Regions from separate parts of the Homo sapiens genome. Here region 1 is linked to region 2. A link is a loop called in an ENCODE intact Hi-C map of the cell type or tissue named here. Cell type or tissue: IMR-90. All regions are shown on one strand. Each heading gives the region's core, and the rest is flanking DNA. Links, peaks and the distances in the headings are about the cores only.

The links. Peaks named below come from ENCODE experiments on the same cell type or tissue, not always from the same donor. Only the 100,000 strongest peaks of a DNase experiment are listed, where the experiment ranks them.
Region 1: it touches region 2 in a loop (2.8-fold over the local background); 2 of 110 quality-filtered maps call a loop at or near these places.

Annotation. Positions count from the first base shown.
Region 1 is chr16:19,830,197-19,841,161 of GRCh38, forward strand. The region is part of intron 8 of IQCK (IQ motif containing K); the gene reads left to right. Among named protein-coding and RNA genes, the nearest start is that of GPRC5B, 49 kb to the right of the region's middle. In IMR-90, for the core only: no CTCF peak of the experiment used is centred there; a DNase peak (open chromatin) is centred at 6,155.
Region 2 is chr16:19,739,930-19,750,894 of GRCh38, forward strand. The region is part of intron 4 of IQCK (IQ motif containing K); the gene reads left to right. Among named protein-coding and RNA genes, the nearest start is that of IQCK-AS1, 21 kb to the right of the region's middle. In IMR-90, for the core only: no CTCF peak of the experiment used is centred there; a DNase peak (open chromatin) is centred at 5,592.

The DNA of each region.
Region 1 (10,965 bases), core at 1,787-9,786, 91 kb after region 2:
ACAACTGCAGTTTCATTTGGCTTCAAAACTGGAAGGCAATCAGGGCTGTAATCAGTTTAAAGGTCGAGGAAAGTGCAGCATGCCTATTTCTTTCTGTTGGTCTGTATTCTTTGGATTTGATTTGCAGTTGGTTGATTGACTGATTGGGCTCGCTTCGGAGCAGGGAGAATAGACTGGAGTTCATGCTTTTATCCAGCCTGCAGCAGAGGGGCTGGAGGGGCTGGTGGAAGCAGTTCCATTTCCACCATCTGCTGCTGGCTTCCCGTGCCACCTTCCAAGGGCTCCAGAAGGAGTGAGCCGTGCTTTCCAAACAAGAAACACCTCTTCAGTAAATACCCCAGTGTGAACCCATGGATAGGTTCCCATATACGCTGAGACCGTGAAATGGCCTTTGGGCAAACAAGCCAATTCTGAAGTCTGTCCCCAGGTCTGTGATCAGTTAAGAAGGAAGTCAGGACAGCAGAAAGGACAGGTAAAGGACCGGGCTTTGGAGTTGGCCAGACCTGCCTTTGGAATCCTAACTACCACTTCTATCCATGTGACCCTGATCTACTGAACTTCATGAAGCTTTAGTTTTCCCTTGTGCAAAATGGGACTAGTAATAATAGTGTCTATCTCGTACAAGTGTTATTACAAGATTATAAGAGATGATGATCTTTAGAACAAGTCCTGGCACATAGTTCCCATAAATGTTAGTTATTGTCATGATAGTATTATTAAAATATTTGTGTTGATTTCTTCCAATAGACTCCAAGCTCCATGGGCTTTCATGTAGGACCGTGTTTGTCTTATTCATCATGAGCCTGGCACAGAGCAGATGGTCTGAACATATTTAGGGGATGAAGCTCTGGGCTTCATTTTACATATGAAGAAATGAAGTTCCAGCAAGATTGAATGACTTGCCCAAGGTCACACAGCAGAGGAGAGCCTGGGGCTGGGCCCAGGACTTCCCTTTCTCTGTCCAGTGTTCTAACATATCCTGGAGGACAGATGCAGAGAGCTAAGACATTCTCTTAGATTCTGCTCTCAGACCCAGCTTCTCAGGAATCTTCTGGAACATGACATATGACCTGTTCAGTTTCCTCTCTGGGCTTCAGGGTTCTTGCTGTTTATGTTTTCATGGACTGAAGCCTCCAGCTAGGGGCTGAATTACGAGAAGCAGAGTACAACCTGCTGCACACCAGGTGAAGCAGAACTTCTTGTTCCCTTTAACTGTCGCCGAGTTGAATCACTTTGTTAAGCTCATGCGCTAGAGTTACTTCCTATTTTAAACCTTATGAATCTGGGTAGTGTGGGGGGTTACAAAATAAATCTCCCCAGCCAAGGTGACACCTCAATTAGACCTCAAAGGCTTGCAGTGAAGCAGTTTGAAAATGGATGTTAAGCACATGCTAGTTCTCCTTTAGACTTGCAATAAAAAATAGTGGAGTGATTGCAAATGAAAATGGTTTTTCAACTTCATTAAAAAAAAAAAAAGCTCATCTATGTACAAATCCAGGAGACAGGCATATCTTTTTAAGTTGTTGCCATTTTATCCACATTGTGCTCCGGCATTTACAGTACAAAGAGATTTTACCAAGTTCATAGCTTAGAGCAACCTTGGGCAGTCAGGAGGTCTGAGGGAGAGTCACATCAGCTGTCGGGGTGGAATTGTGGTCATATATAGCCTGTCTCACATTACAGTGAGTCAGAGACTGACTGTCCCAAACAGTATTTTCTTCTAGGATGGAAGCGGTGTGAAGTTATCTTCAAGTCTCTATCCATCAGGACAGATGCAGGAATTATTTTAAAACGTGTATGGTAAGAATTTCAGCCAATGTAGTTTAAAATAAGATGCCCAAGTCATTTTTGAGATGTAGTAAAAAATATCGTGTCTCGATTAATAGCATATTTTTAGCCTCACATAGTCAGTAATTGTTTTCAAATGTGCTTTGTAATTGAATATCCATATTTTATTTAGAAATCTAGTATGAGCAGGGAGAAAGAAACCATAGAAATTGTTCCCATAACATCAGATTACATTACCTATGTGTGTGTATATATATATGCACACACATATATATACATCATATATATCATCAGATAAATTTATCATGTATGTGTTTGTGTGTATATTCTTTATATATGCACAAATAATCTCTAAATAACTATCACTTCTTAACGTTTTGAAGAAAAGGCAGAGACTTGGAGAGATTGATCTGTCAAAGGAAATGAATTGTCTACTTTTTGTTTGCTTAACTGTTTTATTTCCTACTTCATTCCAAGAGTGGTTTTTAGTAGTTACGGAAATACACACAATATGATATTTTTAGGTAAAGGTGGTAATTAAGGAATAATTAAGATTAGGGAAAAAAATAAAGCCACTCAGTTCTGTAAGTAAAATACTTAACTTCAAGGCCTAGGCTGACAAATACAAATTATATATATTCAAGGTGTGCAACATGATGATTTAATATTCGTATACTGTATTAGTCCATTTTCACACTGCTATAAAGAATACCTGAGACTGGGTAATTTATAAAGAAAAGAGGTTTAATTGACTTACAGTTCTGCATGGCTGGGAGGTCTCAGGAAACTTAAAATCATGGCGGAAGGCAAAAGGGAAGCAAGGCACGTCTTATATGGCGGCAGGAGAGAGAGAGAGTGAGGGGGGAACTGTCAAACATAAACCATCAGATCTCATGAGAACTCACTCACTATCATAAGAACAGTATGGGGGAAACCTCCCCCATGATCCAGTCACCTCCCACCAGATCCCTCCTTCCACACATGGGGATTACAATTCAAGATGAAATTTGGGTGGGGACACAGAGCCAAGCCGTATCATACATACTGTGTAATGATTACTATGATCAAATTAATGAACACATCTATCACCCTTAGTTACGATTTGTGTGTGTGTATGTGTGTGGTGAGGACACTTAAAATCTGCTCTCTTACCAATTTTTAAATAAACAATTCAGTATTATTAACTGTAGTTACCATACTTTACATTAGATCCCCAGAACTTATTCATCTTATAACTGAAAGTTTGTACCCTTTGACCAACATAGAAGTTTCTTAGGAAAACCTGCCAAAGTAAGATGGAAATAGAATCTATTACATAAATTCACAGTGTCCATAAGAAAAAAGACAAAGGGCCATTTGTTCGGGAAATACTCAGCGCTTCCCTAATACATTATGCAATGTGAATCATGGCCTCAAAAATGTTCCTATAGTGAATAGAAATATGGCTCTGAGCTTCCAGGAAGCCACAACAATAAAGGAAATACGATTATTAATGATTTATTGTGTCCTCAAGATTAAGTGAGTTTCTTGGAAGCACACCTTCCTGGAGCTGAGACTTGATTTTTCTTTCATAAAGAGGACACTATAACATACTGAACACCATTTTATTCCCAAATATAGTAAGTTTCTTAGAGCAGTGTTTCCTTCTAGAGGGAAAACATGAAAGCCCAGAGTAGAGGGTGGAGACCAGAGAAAGTTCTTTTCCCTAATTTTAATTTAGACCACAATGACAAATCCTAGCGATTAGGATTTCCCTGTGGTTTAAAGGCTATTCTTAAGATGAACACCTCATCTTACCGCCCCACCTGCTTGTGACCTTAGGATTTGCTGGAGGCTGTGGTCACAGCTGTAATCCCAGTGCTTTGGGAGGCCAAGGTGGGAGAATTGCTTGAGCCTAGGAGTTCGAGACCAGCCTGGGCAACACAATGAGACCCCGTCTCTACAAAAAATAAAATTAGCCAGGCGTGCTAGCACACTCCTGTAGTCCCAGCTACTCAGGAAGCTGAGGTGGGAGGATTGCTTGAGCCTAGGAACCCGAGGCTGCACTGAGCGGTGACTGCACCACTGCACACCAGCCTGGGTAATGAGCAAGACCTCATCTCAGAATAAATAAATACATAAGATATGCTGGAACTTAGTTCTTTCCTTCCTAGCCCATGTAATTGGGTGCATTGCCGAGAGCAAAGAAGGATGTCTGCAACTAAGGAGTAGCTACGAGCGATGGAGCTTATGCCATGTGCCAGACACTACACTAAGCACCTTATGTTTCCACGTAGTCCTCACACATGGTATCTCAGAGAGGTGAGATCATCTCCATCGTACAGATGAGGAAACCGGGGCTGGGAGGATACATGGCTTGCACAAGTCCACGCAGCCAGTCAGGCCAGAGACCAGGGATTTGAACCCGGATCTACCTGATGCCAAAGAGGCTAGAGCCATCCCAGGCCATGCTGTTCTGTAACCCAAGTGCCCAATAGGCCACAGTGGTCCAGTGCAAAGCTTCTCAGCATGGTAACTAAGGACCCACAGGCTGGACAGCAGGCAGTGTCTGGCTATGCCTCCCAGCCTGCACCCTGACACTGGAGTGACCACAGACCACTAGTATAGGGGAGGCTTGGCAGTAGAGGAGGCTGAGAGCCCCATTCAAAGGCTGCAGGATCTACATGAGTGTTTTGGGGAGATATTTTCACTAAAGCAAGAAACCAGGGTTAAGTGAATAAGGATAAGAATATTCTTTTCTCCCTCTTTCCAAATCCTCTGTCCATCTACATTTGAGGAGCAGAGAAAGGTTTGGCCACCAGAGAGGGAACCTGGGTACCAGGAACACTCTAGCCTGTGGCTCAGGAAGTGAGTTCTACCATTAGTTGAGAACCTTTGTGACCAACAGTCTATCATCTAACAAAAAAGGTCAAGTTTTAGTGATGTATTTTCCAAAGACAATCACTGTTGAGTATATCAGCCCATAGTTTTCCCATTCATCTATCAACATACAAATATAAGCCAGGTGCGGTGGCTCATGCCTATAGCTCCAGCACTTTGGGAGGCCGAGGCAGGCGGATCACTTGAGGCCGGGAGTTTGAGATCAGCCTGGCCAACATGGTGAAACCCCGTCTCTACTAAAAATACAAAAAAATTAGCCAGGCATGGTGGCACATGCTTGTAGTCCCAGCTACTTGGAAGGCTGAGGCATGAGAATTGTGTGAACCAGGAGGTGGAGGTTGCAGTGAGGTGGAGGTTGCAGTGAGCCGAGATCACACTACTGCACTCTAGCCTGGGTGACAGAGCAAGACTCTGTCTCAAAAAAATAAAAAACGTAAATATATATATTTATAAACATGTAACCATATTATATATGCTGTACTGTAACTGGCTTGTTTTTTCTTCACTTGGCAATATATCATTGCCATCTGCTTCATGCCAGCACACACAGATCTATCCCATTATTTTTAGTGGCTCCATAAAAATGATAGCGCTGTACCATACTTTTGTAAAACCAATTCCTATGAATGGATAGTTGGCTTGTATTATGAACAATGCTCCATAAACATTGTTGTAACTATATTCTAGCTTGCTTGTAGAAGTATTTCTTTTTCTTTTCTTTTCTTTTTTTTTTTTTTTGAGACAGAGTCTTGCTCTGTCGCCCAGACTGAAGTGCAGTGGCACAGTCTTGGGTCACTGCAACATCCACCTCCCGGGTTCAAGTGATTCTCCTGCCTCAGCCTCTTGAGTAGCTGGGATTATAGGCGAGTGCCACCACACCCAGTTAATTTTTGTATTTTTAGTAGAGACGGGGTTTCACCATGTTGGCTAGGCTGGTCTCGAACTCCTGACCTCAGGTGATCCACCTGCCTCGGCCTCTTAAAGTGCTGGAATTACAGGCGTGAGCCATCATGCCCAGCCTTGTAGAAGTACCTCTATAGGATTAATTCCTAGAAGTGGAATTGCTGGGTCAAAGGACACCCACATATTAAATTTAGACAGTGATCACCATACTGTCATCCAAAAATGTTATATTAATTTATACTTAATGCTACCAACCCACTGTGGGACTTTTGATGGATGATGTCATCTTTGTGCTACATTTTCTCTACTTGTAAAATGAGAATTCTTATGCCTTAGTAATAATTCTAAATGAGGTCATTGTTTTGATAGGACCATGGCTCCTTCAGAAGAAATATATCTGTAAATCTAAGGTGTCATTTTCATTTTCATTTTTTTCTTTCATAGTTCCTCAAAACTTAGTTCCTTCTCCATTTTAACCTGAAAAATAAATAATTTGATTAAGAGACATCTAGTGACTTCATGCCTTGGCACTGCCTTCACCAATTCTATTTTTAGGACTCACCAGTGTCTGGGGATGTTTGGATGACATCAACTTTTACACATATCTTTTCATTTAAAATTTGCAAAAGTCTGCACAGCTATGACATGACAGAAGCCTCCCACTGCAATGCCTGAAGATCCCTACTGTTCTGAGATTAAAAAATAAAAGATGATTTCCTTTCTTAATGATTTGCCCTAAAAGTTCAAGATCCTGTATTGAAGTTTATGCGAATGACCACTTCCAACTTCATGAGCTTCATCTCTGATGTGATCTCGGCTCACTGCAACCTCCGCCTCCCGGGTTCAAGTGATTCTCCTGCCTCAGCCTCCCGAGTAGCTGGGACTACAGGCGCACGCCACCACGCCTGGCTAATTTTTGTATTTTTAGTAGAGATGGGGTTTCACCATGTTGGCCAGGATGCTCTTGATCTCTTGACTTTGTGATCCGCCCGCCCTGGCCTCCCAAAGTGCTGAGATTACAGGCGTTAGCCACCGTGCCTGGCTGATGCGGAATGCTTTTGAAGGATATAGATAAATCTACAAACCCCTAGACGGCTCATGACCAGATTGGGCTAAGTTTCCCATTTCTCACTGTGCAACCTCGAGCAGGTTGCTTAACCTCTCTGTGACTCAGTTTGTCTGGCAATACAATGGCAATACTAATACTAGTAACCAAGCCATAGAGTTTTTGTGAGGATTAAATGAACTGGAATAGTGCCTGGCCCATAATAAGTGATCAATAAATGATAATTATTATTAATTAAGCAAAGCATTCAACATATCATTAATACATATTGTTAAGAATATTGGCAGCCAGGTGCAGTCACTCATGCCTGTAATACCAACACTTTGGGAGGCCAAGATGGGAGGATCACTCGAGAGCCCAGGAGTTCGAGACCAGCCCGGGCAACACAGAGAGACTATCTCTACAAAAAATATGAAAACTAGCTGGGTATGGTGGTCTGTGCATGTGGTCCCAGCTACTTGGGAGGCTGAGGCAGGAGGATCTCTTGGTCTTGGGAGGTCGAGGCTTCAGAAAGCCATGATCACGCTGCTGTACTCCAGCATGGGCAACAGAATAAGACCCTGTCTCAAAAAAATAAAAATAAAAAGATTGGCTTTGGAGGGTCTGACAGAACCGAGCTCCTGCCTTTTACCATCAGGATGGTTCCTGGGCAAGTTGTTAATCCTCTCCAGGCTGTTTTCTCCTCTGTTGTGTGGGGACAATTAGGATCTGTCACAAAGGGCTACTGTGAGGATTAAGTAAAACAGCCGTGTATGGAATTAAATAGATCTCTGGCACAAAGTGAATGGTCAGTAACTGGTGGCTGGTTTTAGTAATATTTTTTAAAGCTGTCAGCAAAAATAAAGTTTTTATTCCAGGTAATTTATGTACAGCAGTGGTTCTCAATGCTGGCTGCAGATTAGAATCTCCTGGGGGAAATTTATAAGCTGTGTCAGGCTAGAGGCCAGAAAAAGTGATTACATGGGTTTATTCTTGGTAGAGAATGTGTTGTAACCACATCAGCAAAGCCCTAATACTATGGATTAGCTACAAGATCCCAGTAATAGCTTTGGATTCAAAATCTTCCTTTGCGAGGCTCTTCTCACTAATGCAGTTTCATTTGGTCTAAAATTCAGGGGATCTGAGTTCCTGTTCGACTGTGCAATTTACCAGCTACATGGACCTTGTTTTCTGCTTTGAAAAATTGAATGGTTGAATCAGGAAATCTCTATAACAGCAAAACAGAATATCCCATAGGTGTTTGCTGTAGAATATCCTGCCTCCCAGGCAAGAGGCCTGCTGTCTGGGCGAATCTAAACCTTGAAAACCTGTTGATGCCGTTTTGGTGGCTGTTGCCGGGTTTGGGAGTTTGGTCTCAACGTTGAAGGCAAGAACAATAGATGGTGAATGTTCTGCCCACTACTGGGCTTTTGTTGGGGAAAGCGAGGTGGGATCACTGGGGGAGGCAGAGAGTAAATCCGGAAGTTTAGAGGGTGAGGCAGAGAAGAGGGAGGCATGAATTCGGTATTTGGCAATTTGGGAAAGTTTGGAGGAAAAGAGTAGGGAGGTTTAAAGGAGATTTTTGTGAAGTTTGATCACATGTTTGAGAAGGTAGGAAGCACATATTCTGGAAGGAGGCTCCTCCTGTCACTACATTTGAACCTGTCACACCCAGAATGACTCTTTCTGAATGCAAGTTGGAGCTAACCGGGAGGGCAATGGGAAATTCTGTCTGCCTTGTCAAGCTGGGGCCCGGCCTACAGGACAGCATTGCCTACCTGTGGCTGCCAAACGTTGCGTGTCTGCAAAGATCCGCAATCCTCATAGCAGCTCTGATTTAGAGTGCCAACTACACGCCAGGCACTTTGCATATATTATTTCTAATCTTCACAGCAAACAGAATGAGTAGAAATTATTATTGCCCAGCCGGGCACAGTGGTTCATGCCTGTAATCCCAGCTCTTTGGGAGGCCGAGGTGGGCAGATCATTTGAGGTTAGGAGTTCGAGACCAGCCTGGCCAACATGGTGAAACCCTGTCTCTACTAAAAATACAATAATTAGCCAGGCATGATGGCAGGTGCCTGTAATCCCAGCTACTCGGGAGGCTGGGACTGCAGAATTGCTCGAACCTAGGAGGCAGAGGTTGCAGTGAGGCAAGATCACGCCACTGCACTCCAGCCTGGGCCACAGAGTGAGACTCCATAGCAAAAAAAAAAAAAAAAAAAAAAAAGGAAGCTATTATTGCCTCTATCTTTCAGGGGAGGAAACTGTGTCTCAGAGGTTAAATCATTCACCTTTGGTCACACAGCTTTGAAGTGGCAGAACTGAGAAAATTTATTTATTTATTTATTTATTTATTTATTTTGGAGATAGGGTCTCACTCTGTCACCCAGGATGGAGTGCAATGGCATGATCTTGGCTCACTGCAACCTCCACCTCCAGGGTTCAAGGGTTCCTCCTGCCTCAGCCTCCCGAGTAGCTGGGATTACAGGCGCACGCCATCACACCCTGCTAATTTTTGTATTTTTAATAGCAATGAGGTTTTACTATGTTGGCCAGGCTGGTCTCGAACTCCTGACCACAAGTGATCCACCCTCCTCGGCTTCCCAAAGTGCTGGGATTACAGGTGTGAGCCACCACACCCGGCCAGTCACCCAGGATTTTAATGATTTATTTTGTTTATTGTCTATGTGACTGCACTAGAATGTAAGTTCTCTGACAGCAGGGACCTTTCTTTCCTATTTTGTTCATTGCTCTGTCCTCAGCATCTAGAACAGTGCCCAGCACATGGTAGACAGTCAAGGAATACTTGTTGGTTGAATGAATGGATCTGTGTTACATAACCTCCTTCCCAGATCAGCCAGCTTGCCAAACGCTCTATGGGCAAGTAAACAGAACTGAGGCTGGACACAGTGGCTCACACCTGTAATCCCAGCACTTTGGGAGGCCAAGTTGGGAGGATCACTTGAAAAGTTCGAGACTAGCCTGGGCAGTGTTAAGAGACCCTGTATCCACTAAAAAAATAAAAAATAAATAACTGGGTAGCGTGGTGCATGCCTGTAGACCCAGCTGCTCAGGAGGCTGAAGCAGGAGGACCTCTTAAAGCTCAGGAGGTTGAGGCTGCCGTGAGCTATGGTTGTGCCACTGCACTCCAGCCTGGGAGACAGAGCAAGACCCTGTCTCCAAAAAAAGAAAAATAAAGCAAACAGAACTGTTTCCAAAAAAAAAAAAAATTAAGGGAAGATATATGCTTACATATAATATATAAATGGATAAAGACCGCCTGTAATCTCAGGACTTTGGGAGGCCAAGGCTGGTGGATCACCTGAGATCAGGAGTTCAAGACCAGCCTGGGCAACATGGTGAAACCCTGTCTCTACTAAAAATACAAAAATTAGCTAGGTGTGGTGGCAGGCACCTGTAATCTCAGCTACTTAGAAGGCTGAAGCAGGAGAATCGCTTAAACCCGGGAGGTGGAGGTTGCAGTGAGCCAAGATCGCACCATTGCACTCCAGCCTGGGCGACAGAGCGAGACTCCGTTTCAAAAAATAATAATAAAGAAAGAAAGACAAAAAGTCCATTAAAATATAATCCCCAGATGCTAATAGTGATTATCTCTGGGTGGTTGTAATGCAGGCGATTGATGAGTTGATTGATTTTTGCCTTTTTTTCTAAAACAGAAATGCAAGTGATTATTTTTCTTTTTCGATTATCCATAATTTCTAAAAATAATAAAAAGGAGTGTTTGTTTACATTCATTGTGCACTTACTATGAGGCAAGCATTTTCCCAAGCACTTTACTAGTAGCAACTCAATTATTCTTTACACCTTTGAAGTAGTTACTGCTATGGTCTCCATTTTATAGATGAAGAAACTGAGGCAGAGAGAGGTCAAACAGTATATCTGGGGCCACACAGCAAAAACATAGCAGAACCAAGCAGCTTGACTCCAGAGTCCTCCCTCTCTCTCTCCTCATTAGGCTGCAATGCACAGATGTTATTTATGGAGTTCAAACACTCAAGAGAAATCTGTTGGTGTTCAGTTTCCTGCAAAGTCCATTAGGACTTCTGGTTGCATTGCCAAGGGCATGAAGCACATGCTTCTTTATGCCTGTGAGCCTGCCTTAAAGAGTAACGATCCCGCCCACCAAATTGTCCCTGCTTCTCTCTGTGAGCACCAGTCCAAGGCTGTTGACACATGGTGTTCACCCTTAGGATCTAAATTTAGGATGTGAACAGCTAAAGCGTCTTGCCAGTTTTCATATTCAACTCTCATTATCTCTTTTAAATTATCTTTTTAAAAATAATTTAAAACCTGTCCCCATATCAAAGCAATACATTCTCATTATG
Region 2 (10,965 bases), core at 1,009-9,008:
TTCATCACCTCCCTTTTACCAAGGATGGCCCTGGGACACAGAGAAGTTGAGCATTACTCAAGGTCACCTAGTAAGCAACAGACAGCACACATCTCCAACCAAGGCCCAGATGATCCTGAAGCCTGGGTTTCCATCCCTCCTAGTAAATGGGAGTTGGAGGCTGTCCTCAAAATAGCTCCCAGAGATACTGATTTTTTTTCATTCATAGCTATTTTCTGAAGAACAGACTGCTTACTTGCCTTCAGTTATCAAATTTAAACGGCTTCTAATTCTTATCTGTTTTTTCATTTGCTCACTTGGCTTTTCCTGACAATTTAATTCTTGTCCACTACTCATAACTGACCTTCCCCCATCATCTGTGTTTTGACTACTGCTATGATCATCATCAGAAATTGTATCAAATTGTGGTGTGATACAGTTGGTAGGTATCCCGTGGTGTTAAACAGGTGCAAGGTGTGGCTGAATGGAAGGGGAGTGAGGCTGGGTTGAAGAGTGGTCCCAGAGCAGACCTTCAGCCTGGCCACACCATTGTCAGATGGCTTTGTCCCTCTGCCTTCTGTTCTGCTGCTAAGTGAGGAAGAGCACCTCACGAGTCACATTTCAGCAATTGTATCACTTTTTCCTATCTTGCTGTTGACCAAAGTATATTGAGTGCACTGTGTCTTTTTATTCGATTGAACAAAGGATGGAATATAATGATCAAACAATGAAATGAGCACAGTGGAATAATCTTTGTTTTCATACATGTAAAGAATATCTGGCCGGGCACGGTGGGTCATGCCTGTAATGCCAGCCCTTTGGGAGGCTGAGGCATGTGGATCATGCAGTCAGGAGTTTGAGACCAGCCTGGCCAACATGGTGAAACCCCATCTCTACTAAAAATACAAAAATTAGCCGGGCGTGGTGGCAGGTGCCTGAGTCCCAGCTACTCGGGAGGCTGAGGCAGGAGAATGGCTTGAATCCGAGAGGCAGAGGTTGCAGTGAGCCAAGATCGTGCCACTGCACTCCAGCCTGGGCAACAGAGCGAGACTCCATCTAAAAAAAAAAAAAAAAAGAATATCTACAAGCAGGATGAAGCAGGATGAGTCGCCCATGTTTGGTTCTGTTCAACAAACATTCATTAAGCCCTGCTGTGTGCTGATCATGAGGCCAGACCCCAGGGCACACTGAGGGGACAAGAAGACATGGTCCTGTCCTAGAGGAGCCATAATGATGAACTAAAGTTGTTTTTATTTTTCTTCCCCTTGTGTCTGTTTTTTTCACTCCTCTGAAATAAGAATGAATAAGGAGAAATGGCTACAGTGGATCTGTAGCTGGGGATTCATTTCTAGACCTTGGTGCATGTATATTCCATTGTGCAACCTTTATTCTAATTTACTTGGCCATTATTCTTCTAATTTATACCCTTTCAGAGGGCACAAAAATCAGCTAAAAGGGCAGTAATTAAGATTTTACATGAAGGTTGCATATCTAATATTTGACCATAAATAATTTTGTAACAAGGGGGCTAGAAACAGTTTCCAGCCTGTAAGCAGTGATAAAATGCTTTGAAAGAACCAGATAAATTTCTAATTATATTAGAGATTAATGAGGCATCCTTGTGCCAACTCATATTTCATTGTTGACATCCTACAGATGAGCTACTCCTGAGACTAAATGAAAACAGTCTAGATGTCAGATGCTCCAGGGTGCTTGAACAGAGCATTAAAGTTTAAATTGTATAATGAATGATAAAGCAATGTAGAAAATGTGGGTTGTTAAAACTGTTCATATGTGGCCAGGCATGGTGGTTCATGCCTGTAATCCCACCACTTAGAGAGGCCGAGGCGGGAGGATTGCTTGAACCCAGGAGTTCGAGACCAGCCTGGGCAACATGGTGAAATCCCGTCTCTACTAAAAATACCAAAATTAGCCAGGTGTGGTTGCAGGCACCTGTAATTTCAGCTACTTGGGAGGCTGAGTCAGGAGACTTGCTTGAACCTGGGAGGCAGAGCTTGCAGTGAGCCAAGATCTCATCACTGCAGTCCAACCTGGGTGACAGAGTGAGACTGAGTCTCAAAAACAACAAAAACAACAACAAACTTGTTCACTTATAAGAGTGGAGAAGCTTGAAAGGCAGGCACACGGGAGTTCAAAATCCTGCTAGACTGCTTCCTTGCAGCATGGCCCTAAGTAATCCGTGAGCCTCAGTTTCCTCAACTATTGAAAGGACAGCAGACCTGCTCCTGTCATTGGGCGGAAGAGGGGAAGTAATGAATGATACTTCCAGACCCAAGGAATGTTAACTTCCTCCTCCTCTGCTTCTCACGCTTTGCCAGGAAGTTCAGTATTTTGAATGCTACAAATACGCAAGGTGGGTAAATTACTATTAACTTTCTTCATTTCCTGACTTAGGGTTTTTTAATTAAATCGGATTCCCTCCATGTTCCCCCGTCCCCGGTCATCTAGTCTTTTGTGGGTTATTTTCGAAGGCTTAAAAATGACATTAGTACCATTTCAACATTTGTCAGACCCAAGTGGAACTCCCCTTATCCTGATCTGCACAACAGATTCACATTTTCTTGATTCAGCTGTTCCTCACATCCTGTCATTGGGAATAGATGCTTAAACTGAATGATGACTGGCCTCCAACCAAAATTACATAACTGGGGCATTTTTATCTGTCACCCACAACTGAACTTGCATCCAATTGGCTCTTACACAGCAGCGTAATTCATTGTTTATTGATGCCATTCAAATTATATCTTGAAATAACATTTATATTAAGTTGCTCAAAAATACTTGCTGATCTGCGTTTTGCCCTTAAACTGCTGATGTCTAGTTATTTATACTTGACTTCATTATTTTTCTGTTTTTTCTTTCTATGACATGGCCCCCATAGTGCCTGGAACATAGTAGGAACTCAATGAGTATTTATTGGATAAATGAATGAATATGGATTCTCAAAAGATGGGGCTGGCCAGATGCAGTGGCTCATGCCTATAATCCCAGCACTTTGGGAGGCCGAGGCGGGTAGATCACTTGAGGTCAGGAGTTCAAGGCCACCCTGGCCAACATGGCAAAACCCTGTCTCTACTAAGAATACAAAAAAATTAGTTGGGCATGGTGGCACGTGCCTGTAATTCCAGCTACTCGGGAGGCTGAGGCAGGAGAATCGCTTGAACCCAGGTTGCAAAGGTTGCAGTGAGCTGAGATCACGCCACTGCCCTCCAGCCTGGGTGGCAGAGTGAGATTCTGTCTCAAATAAATAAATAAATAAATAAAAGTCAGGGCCTACTTTTAAGATCATAATTAAGCTACATGAGCACTCTGGAGGTCTGTGACCTTTATTCAGTTTGTTGTAGTTATTACACACAGGAGGTAATTTATTAACTATACCTGCAGTGACTGGATCTACTGCCTCTGGAGGGAGGTAAACAATGGGGAGACCGCCTAAGTCTGCTAGGCTCCCTGGAGCTGGAGCTGGGCAAGGAGCAAATCCCCTCAAATTGAAGGAGCCTCATTCACAGACAATGGAGAGCCAGAGAGTAGAGCAAGAGGCTAGGATTCAAGAATAGTAGTTGTCAGCACTTTTTGAGCCTTGCTTTGTGCCAGATGTCATTCTAAGCACTTTACCTGCAGTCACTCATTTAATCCTCCCAACAATCTTTGGAGGTGGATGCTATTATCATCATCTTATGGATCAGGGCTGTACAGCACCAGGGCTAACCAAGAAGCTTAAGTTCACAGCTAGAAAGTGGCAGAGCCAAGACTCAAACCAAGAATTGTTCCAGAGTCTAAGAGTTTGACCACTGCTCCACTCTGATGGTCAGTCACACAGCTTGCTGAAAGCAGAGGTCAGATTCTGACATGAAAGATGGGTCTGGAGGCTGTGGAGAAAAGGAGTGAGAAGTTAGCAAGCCTTTTATTTAGGTTGTCCTGCCAGTACCATGAAACTCCAAGGAAGACCAGGGGGAACAGAGCAGACAGAGAAACAGCAAGAGCTGGCACCTAATTACTATGCCATAGAGCATTTGGCCAATTACACACACATCTATTGTGTGGTGTGTGGTGTGTGTGGGTGTGTGTATAGGTGTAGGTGTGTCTGCACACATGAATTCAGGCATTGTGTGGTACATGGTTCAGCAATTCCATGATTCCAGCCTCTGGAATCAGGCAGACCCTTTCAACCCAGGCCTGTTCCCCAAAAGCTATGCAAGCTTGATTATTTTGATTTTGAGTCACTCATCTTGTGATTCTTTTATATATATCATTTTAAATACTATGAATTTAATATAGTTTCTAAACAAACAGTTGTTCCTGCTTAGATTATTTTTTCTTCTTTTCTCTAAGCACACAAATAGTATATTTTTTCATTTTAAAAATTATTTTCATTTTTATTTTTAGAGATGGGGTCTCACTGTGTTGCCCAGGCTGGTCTCAAACTCCTGAGCTCAAGTGGTCCTCCTGCCTTGGTTTCCCAAAGTCCTGGGATTACAGGGATAAGCCAGTGCACCTGGCCCATCTTAGATATTTAACTCTATTTTAAATGCTCAATGTAAAATTCAGCATATTTAATAGGCAGGTATTTCCCTAATCCTTAATTTTTGGTGGAGATTACAATTGGGAGAATAAACCTTAAGCACATGATTTCCATGAATTATCTCAGCCTGAGAGTTAGATCAAGACCTCCACATTTCATGATACGAATTTAACAAGTGAAATAGATTTATTTAACCCTTTCTCAAAGGGTCATTTTCAATCATGTAAAAAAAGTAATTGAGATTTTTTAAGTGGCATCTGTATGGCATTAGAGTGACAATCTACAAATAAAGCCAATGGCCTTCTAGTTTTGCTGTGAAATTAGCTGGGTGCTAGCAGTATTTTATATTGTGTTAAACAAATATACTCTGTGAAAGGTAAATAACGGAAAATGATTGCTTTGTACAAATAGCTGGTGGAAGTACATCTGTGGCCAACAATAGATACTGTACAGACATTTCCTGTGTGTATAGCGATTTATGCAGCCATGTATACAACAAGCCAAAGGTAACAGAATGCAGATAATAGTATCTAAATTCGTTGGCCAATAAGTGAAGAATCACATGGAAGATGGGAAAGAGATGAAAGTTTTGACCCTTTGCTCTCCTATATTTAATATTCCAATATTTTGGGTATATTAAAAAATTTCAAAAGAAGCACGAGTTACCTTTGTAATCAGGAAAAATAAAAGTTAATGATAAGTAACATTTTCAAGTCCTCATATTTGACCCTGCTGCATCGTCTAGGTTATTTTCTTTCTCTCTTTCCTTTTCACTGACACACTCAGTGAATCACCTCACCTACATCTTTTTACCATTCATTCTTTCTTTAATGTGGCACTCTGGCATTTAAATGCTCACTATGTCTGGTACAACTCAAGTTTACTAATGACCCAGTACTGCCAAATTCTGTGACCTATTCCAGGGACAAAAAGGAGGCCAGTATGTTTGGGGCAGAGTGAGCAAAAGAGAGAGGAGGTGAGTTTGACAGGGTCAGCCCCGCAGCGGCCGTAACATCACATGGGCCAGTAAACAAAGTGGGTTTTATTTTAAAAGCAGTTGGAAGTAATTAGAGCCGTGACTCAACCCTACTGGGCCCAGTGCTCCCTTGTCATAGCATTGTATAGTGTGCTTCTTGCTATCCTGAAATGAAATGCTTAGATGATATAATATAACCTATTTATCAGTTACCTGATTGCTGTGTTGTACAGTAAACTACCTGAAAACTTCATGGCTTAAAATAACGATTTATTATTTTTCATGACTCTGGGCCGACTGGGCAGTTCTGGTGCTCTCTCCTGGGGTCACTCATGTGACTGCGTTCAGCTGGTAACTGGGCTGGGTTGGAAGGTCCAATTCTATCTCACTCATGTGTCTGGGGCCCTGGTGCTGCCTGCTAGCTGGGGCACTTCGGTTCTCCTTCATGTGGCCTCTCATCCTCCAGTGGGCCAGCCCAGCTCCTTTACAGCGTGGTGGTCTCCAGCAGCTTTCCAAGAGGGTAAAAGCAAAAGTGCAAAGCCAAGACCTGGAACATGACTTCCACCAAGTTCTCTACTAAAAATACTAAGAATTAGCTAGGCCTGGTGGCATGTGCCTGTAATCCCAGCTGCTCGGGAGGCTGAGGCATGAGAATCACTTGAACCCAGGAGGCAGGGTTGCAGTGAGCAGAGATCCAGCTTGGGGGACAGAGTGAGACTATGTCTCAAAAAAAAAAAAAAAAAAAAGAGTCTAGCTTCATTTCTTTTTTTTTTTCTTTTAATTTTTGTGGGTACGTCGTAGATATATATATTTATTGGGTGCATGAGATGTTTTGCTTCAGGCATGCAATGCGAAATATCATGGAGAATGGGGTTTCCATCCCCTAAGTAACTGTGTTACAAACAATCCAATTACATAGACTTTTTTACTTATTTTAAAATGTACACTTAAGTTTTTATTGACTGTAGTTACCCTGTTTTGCTATCAAATAGTAGGTCTTAGTTGTTGCCATTAACCATCCCCAACCTGACATTCATTCCTACTGTGTCTCATGGTGATAAGGCTGTGGGTGCTGAAAACATTTCCCATTGTGACTCTTAGAATTGCCGTCAGATCTAGTTTGTAAGCCATGCAAGAAAATCTTATTATAACTTTATAGTCAAGTTTCTTTTTTATTTTTAACAAAAGAGCATTGATCACTTCATTTCCCAAACTTGGCTACGAGTTGCTTTTGTTTCTAAAAATCAAAGTGATCCTCAAAGGACAAGGCTTTAAAAAGAAAGTCAGCAGGCTCTGACCTGAGGGTGACCCAATGGTTCTTTAACAAAGTGAAGGGCAGTGGCTTTGTGGCAGGATTTTCCTCCTCTGGTCTGAAGCTTTGTCCGCCGGCTTTGAGGGGCATGGCTTTATGCCAGATGGCTGTGGTAGCAGTCTTGACTAACTGCCAGATAGGGGGAACATTATCATTTGGCCATAAATTGCATTTCGATTATTATGTACTTTATCAGTTAACTTTTTTGCCATATAATAAACTACCTCAAAAGTTAGTGGCTTAAAATTACAAGCATTGGTCAGGCATCGTGGCTCATGGCTGTAATCCCAGCAATTTAAGAGGCCAAGGCAGAAGGATCATTGAGCTCAGGAGTTCAAGACCAGCTTGGGCAACATAGCAAGACCCCTATCTCTGCCAGCAAAAAATCATAACCATTTATTTAGCTCACTTTTTTGCAAGTTAGCAACTTGGGCTAGATTTAGCTGGGAGTTTCTTCTGGCCTTGGCTGGGTTCATTCATGTGTCTTTGGCAGCTACTGGATAGGCTAGATGCTGGCTGGTCTAGGATGGCCTCAGCTGGGATGAGCTGTTCCATGTGGTCTCTCATCCTCTATCAGATTAACCCTAGGTTGTTCATAGGGCAGCCAGGCAGGGTTGCTTCAATTCAATTAGACACGTCAAGGCCTCTTGAGCCTGAGGCTTGGAACTGACATAGTGTCACTTTCACACGTTAGATTGGCCAAAGCAAGTCACAAGGCCAGCCCAGATCCGAAGAGTTAGGAAATAGATTCCTTTTTTTTTTTTTTAAGTAAATGTGTGGGGTTTAAATACAATTTCATTACATGCATAGATTGCACAGTGGCAAAGTCAGAGCTTTAGGGTATCACCCAAATAACACACATTGTACCCAATAAGTAGTTTGTCATCATCACCCTCCTCCCACCCCTTCACCCTTCCGAGTCTTCACTGTCTGTCATTCCACTCTATCCATCTGTGTATAGACAGGTTTTAGCACCCACTTATGAGTAAGAACATGCGATATTTGACTTTCTGTGTCTGGCTTGTTTCACTTAAGATAATGCCCCCCAGTTCCATCCATGTTGCTGCAAAATACATGAGTTTGTTCCCTTTTATAGATTCCAATTCTTGATGGGAAGAGCTGTAAAGTCACACTGCAAAGTGCAGATACAGGAAGGGTGGAGAATGGTGGCCCTTTTTGCAACTTACCGTATACACTGCGTTAGAAATAATATGGACCGGGTCACAGATGGCAGCTGTGACTGTTAGCTCCAGCCTGGTGACTTCAGGAAAGATTAAATGAGCTAATGTGTGAAGGGGCTTGTTCTGGAGTTCAACCATCTGGGCTCAAATTCTTTTTTTTTTTTTTTTTTTTGAGACAGTGTCTTACTCTGTTGCCCAGGCTGGAGTGCAGTGGTGTTATCGTGGCTCACTGCAACCTCCACCTCCCAGGTTCAAGCAATTCTGGTGCCTCAGCCTCCCGAATAGCTGGGATTACAGGTGTGTGCCACCAGTCCCAGCTAATTTTTATGTTTTCAATAGAGACAGGGTTTCACCATGTTGGCCAGGCCAGTCTGAAACTTCTGACTTTAGGTGATCCGCCCACCTCTGCCTCCCAAAGTGCTGGAATTACAGGCATGAGACACCGAACCCAGCTAAATTCTTATCCTTCCATTTACTAGTAAGTGACTTTGGGCAAGGTATTTAGCATCTCTGTGCCCCCATTTTCTGATCTGTAAAATATGAATTGTATGTAGTACATCGTAGTAATATGTTCTTGTTGTGAGGATAAATGAGTTAAGCAAAACTTAAGAGTGTCTGGCATATAGACAGCACTCAATACACATTAAATGTTGTTAATCCTATTAGCGTTTCTCTTGGAAAAGAGCCAACCTGTAAAGGAGTGCTATTCCCCATGGCCTCTTCTGGTTGACCAATTGTTACATGAGTGAATGGAGGGTGTAATTCTCTTACTGCATTCTGGACATTACAGATAGATGGCCAAGGATGGACTCTCCTTGTCATTCTGAAAATACTAGTACCTTTTAAAATGATAGGTATTAGTAAAAATCAAAACATAACTCTTAGAAATAATGATGAGCTTAGAATCTGAGAATGTAATATAAAGACACCTCCTAGAATTAAGCAACTGCTAGAATCACATCCTGTAATGGAAAAAAACAAAACAAAACAAAACAAAAAACCAGCCCTGCAAGTATTTCAGCCTTCTCTTGAGAATTTATGTCTAAAGAAGGAAGCCATTTTTTAAAGAATGAAAATGAGGTTTTTTTGAAAGAATGTATCTTAAAGTAAATCATTGACTCTCTTGGTTGTTTAGAGAACTGCATTTCTCCTGCTACATTTTAGGAACAGGAAAAGCCAGGTCATAAACTAGTCCCAGATCCAAAAGATGTTTCAACTGTTAACCCCTTAGAATCATAAAGGGTTATCCAGGAAATAGAGAAGAGAGACGAAACAGAGCTTTCTTAAAATCAGACTTCAGTGTCAGAAATCAAGTACTATGGATGTTTCCATGATACCATAGGAAAGATCATCTGTCAGTTATTCATAACGTTCCGAAGCTGAACGCCTTCCAACTACACAGGTCAGCTACCTGTTTTTGTAAATGAAATTTCACTGGAACACAGCTATGCCCGTTCCTCTACCTATTATCTGTAATAGCTTTTGCACTACAGTGGCAGAGTTGAATATTTGTGACACGAGCCTATGTTTACTATCTGACCCTTTAAGAAAAAGTTTGACTGGGCATGGTGGCTCACATATATAGCCTCAGGACTTTAGGAGGCTGAGGCAAGAGCATCGCCTGAGCCCAGGAATTTAAGACCAGCCTTGGGCAACATGGTGAAACCCCGTCTCTACAAAAATTAAATTTACACAATTTGCTGGGCACCATGGTGTGCGCCTGTAGTCCCAGGTACTCAGAAGGCTGAGGTGGGAGAATCCATTGAGCTTGGGAGGTCGAGGCTGCAGTGAGCTATGATTGCAGCACTGCACTCCAGCCTGGGCAACAGGTGAAATTCTGTTTCAAAAAGGAAAAAAAAAAAAGAAAAAGAAAAAGTGTGCCAATTCATGCTTTGAAGTCCTGGAACTATCCATATTTTTATAGTCATAGCTGTTATGTGGGAGGCAGTCTAGTATAAAGGAAGCTGAATGATTAAGTAGTTATTGTTGTGTGGGAGGCACTACAGTGTAAGGGAAGCTTAATGATTTAGAATAGAATTTGGAGCCATTTTCACCTGAGAATAGGGCCTCATTCCACCTCTTTGTAGATGCGTGACCCCAGACCTTGCTAGTATTGTGACCTTGTAATTTTAATATTTCTAAGCCTCAGTCTCTTCCTCTGTAAAATGTAAATAACAATAGTAATTGCTTCAGATAAGGGAGTTTATGATTTTTTTTTTCTTTTGAGATGGAGTGTCGCGCCGTGGCCCAGGCTGGAGTGCAGTGGCGTGATCCTGGCTTACTGCAACCTCTGCCTCCCTGGTTCAAGGGATTCTCCTGCCTCAGCCTCCCAAGTAGCTAGGACTACAGGCGTGTGCCACCGTGCCTGGCTGATTTTAATATTTTTAGTAGAGACGGGGTTTCACCATGTTGGCCAGGCTAGTCTTGAACTCCTGATCTCAAGTGATCTGTCCACCTTGGCCTCCCAAAGTGCTGGGATTACAGGAGTGAACCATTGCGCCTGGCCTAAGTTAATGAGAATTTTGTGTTTTTTTGTTTTGTTTGTTTTTGTTTTTTTTTGAGATGGAGTCTTGCTCTGTCACCCAGGCTGGAGTGCAGTGGCATGATCTCGGTTCGCTGCAACCTCCAACTCCCGGATTCAAGCAACTCTCCTATCTCAGCCTCCCCAGTAGCTGGGGCTATAGGTGTGTGCCACCATGCCCGGCTAATTTTTGTGTTTTTAGTAGAGACGGGGTTTCACCATGTTGGCCAGGCTGGTCTCGAACTCCTGACCTCAAGTGATCCATCCAACTTGGCCTCCCAAAGTGCCGGGATTACAGACGTGAGCCACCGCACCCAGCCGAGAATTTAATAAGATAATGCATTTAAAGCATTCAGTTAAGTGCCTGGCACAGCTACAATGAAAGATAACAATTGAATAACAACAAAATTAAATTGGAAAAAGTGGAAGTCTGAAAATGAGGACAGTCTGCGA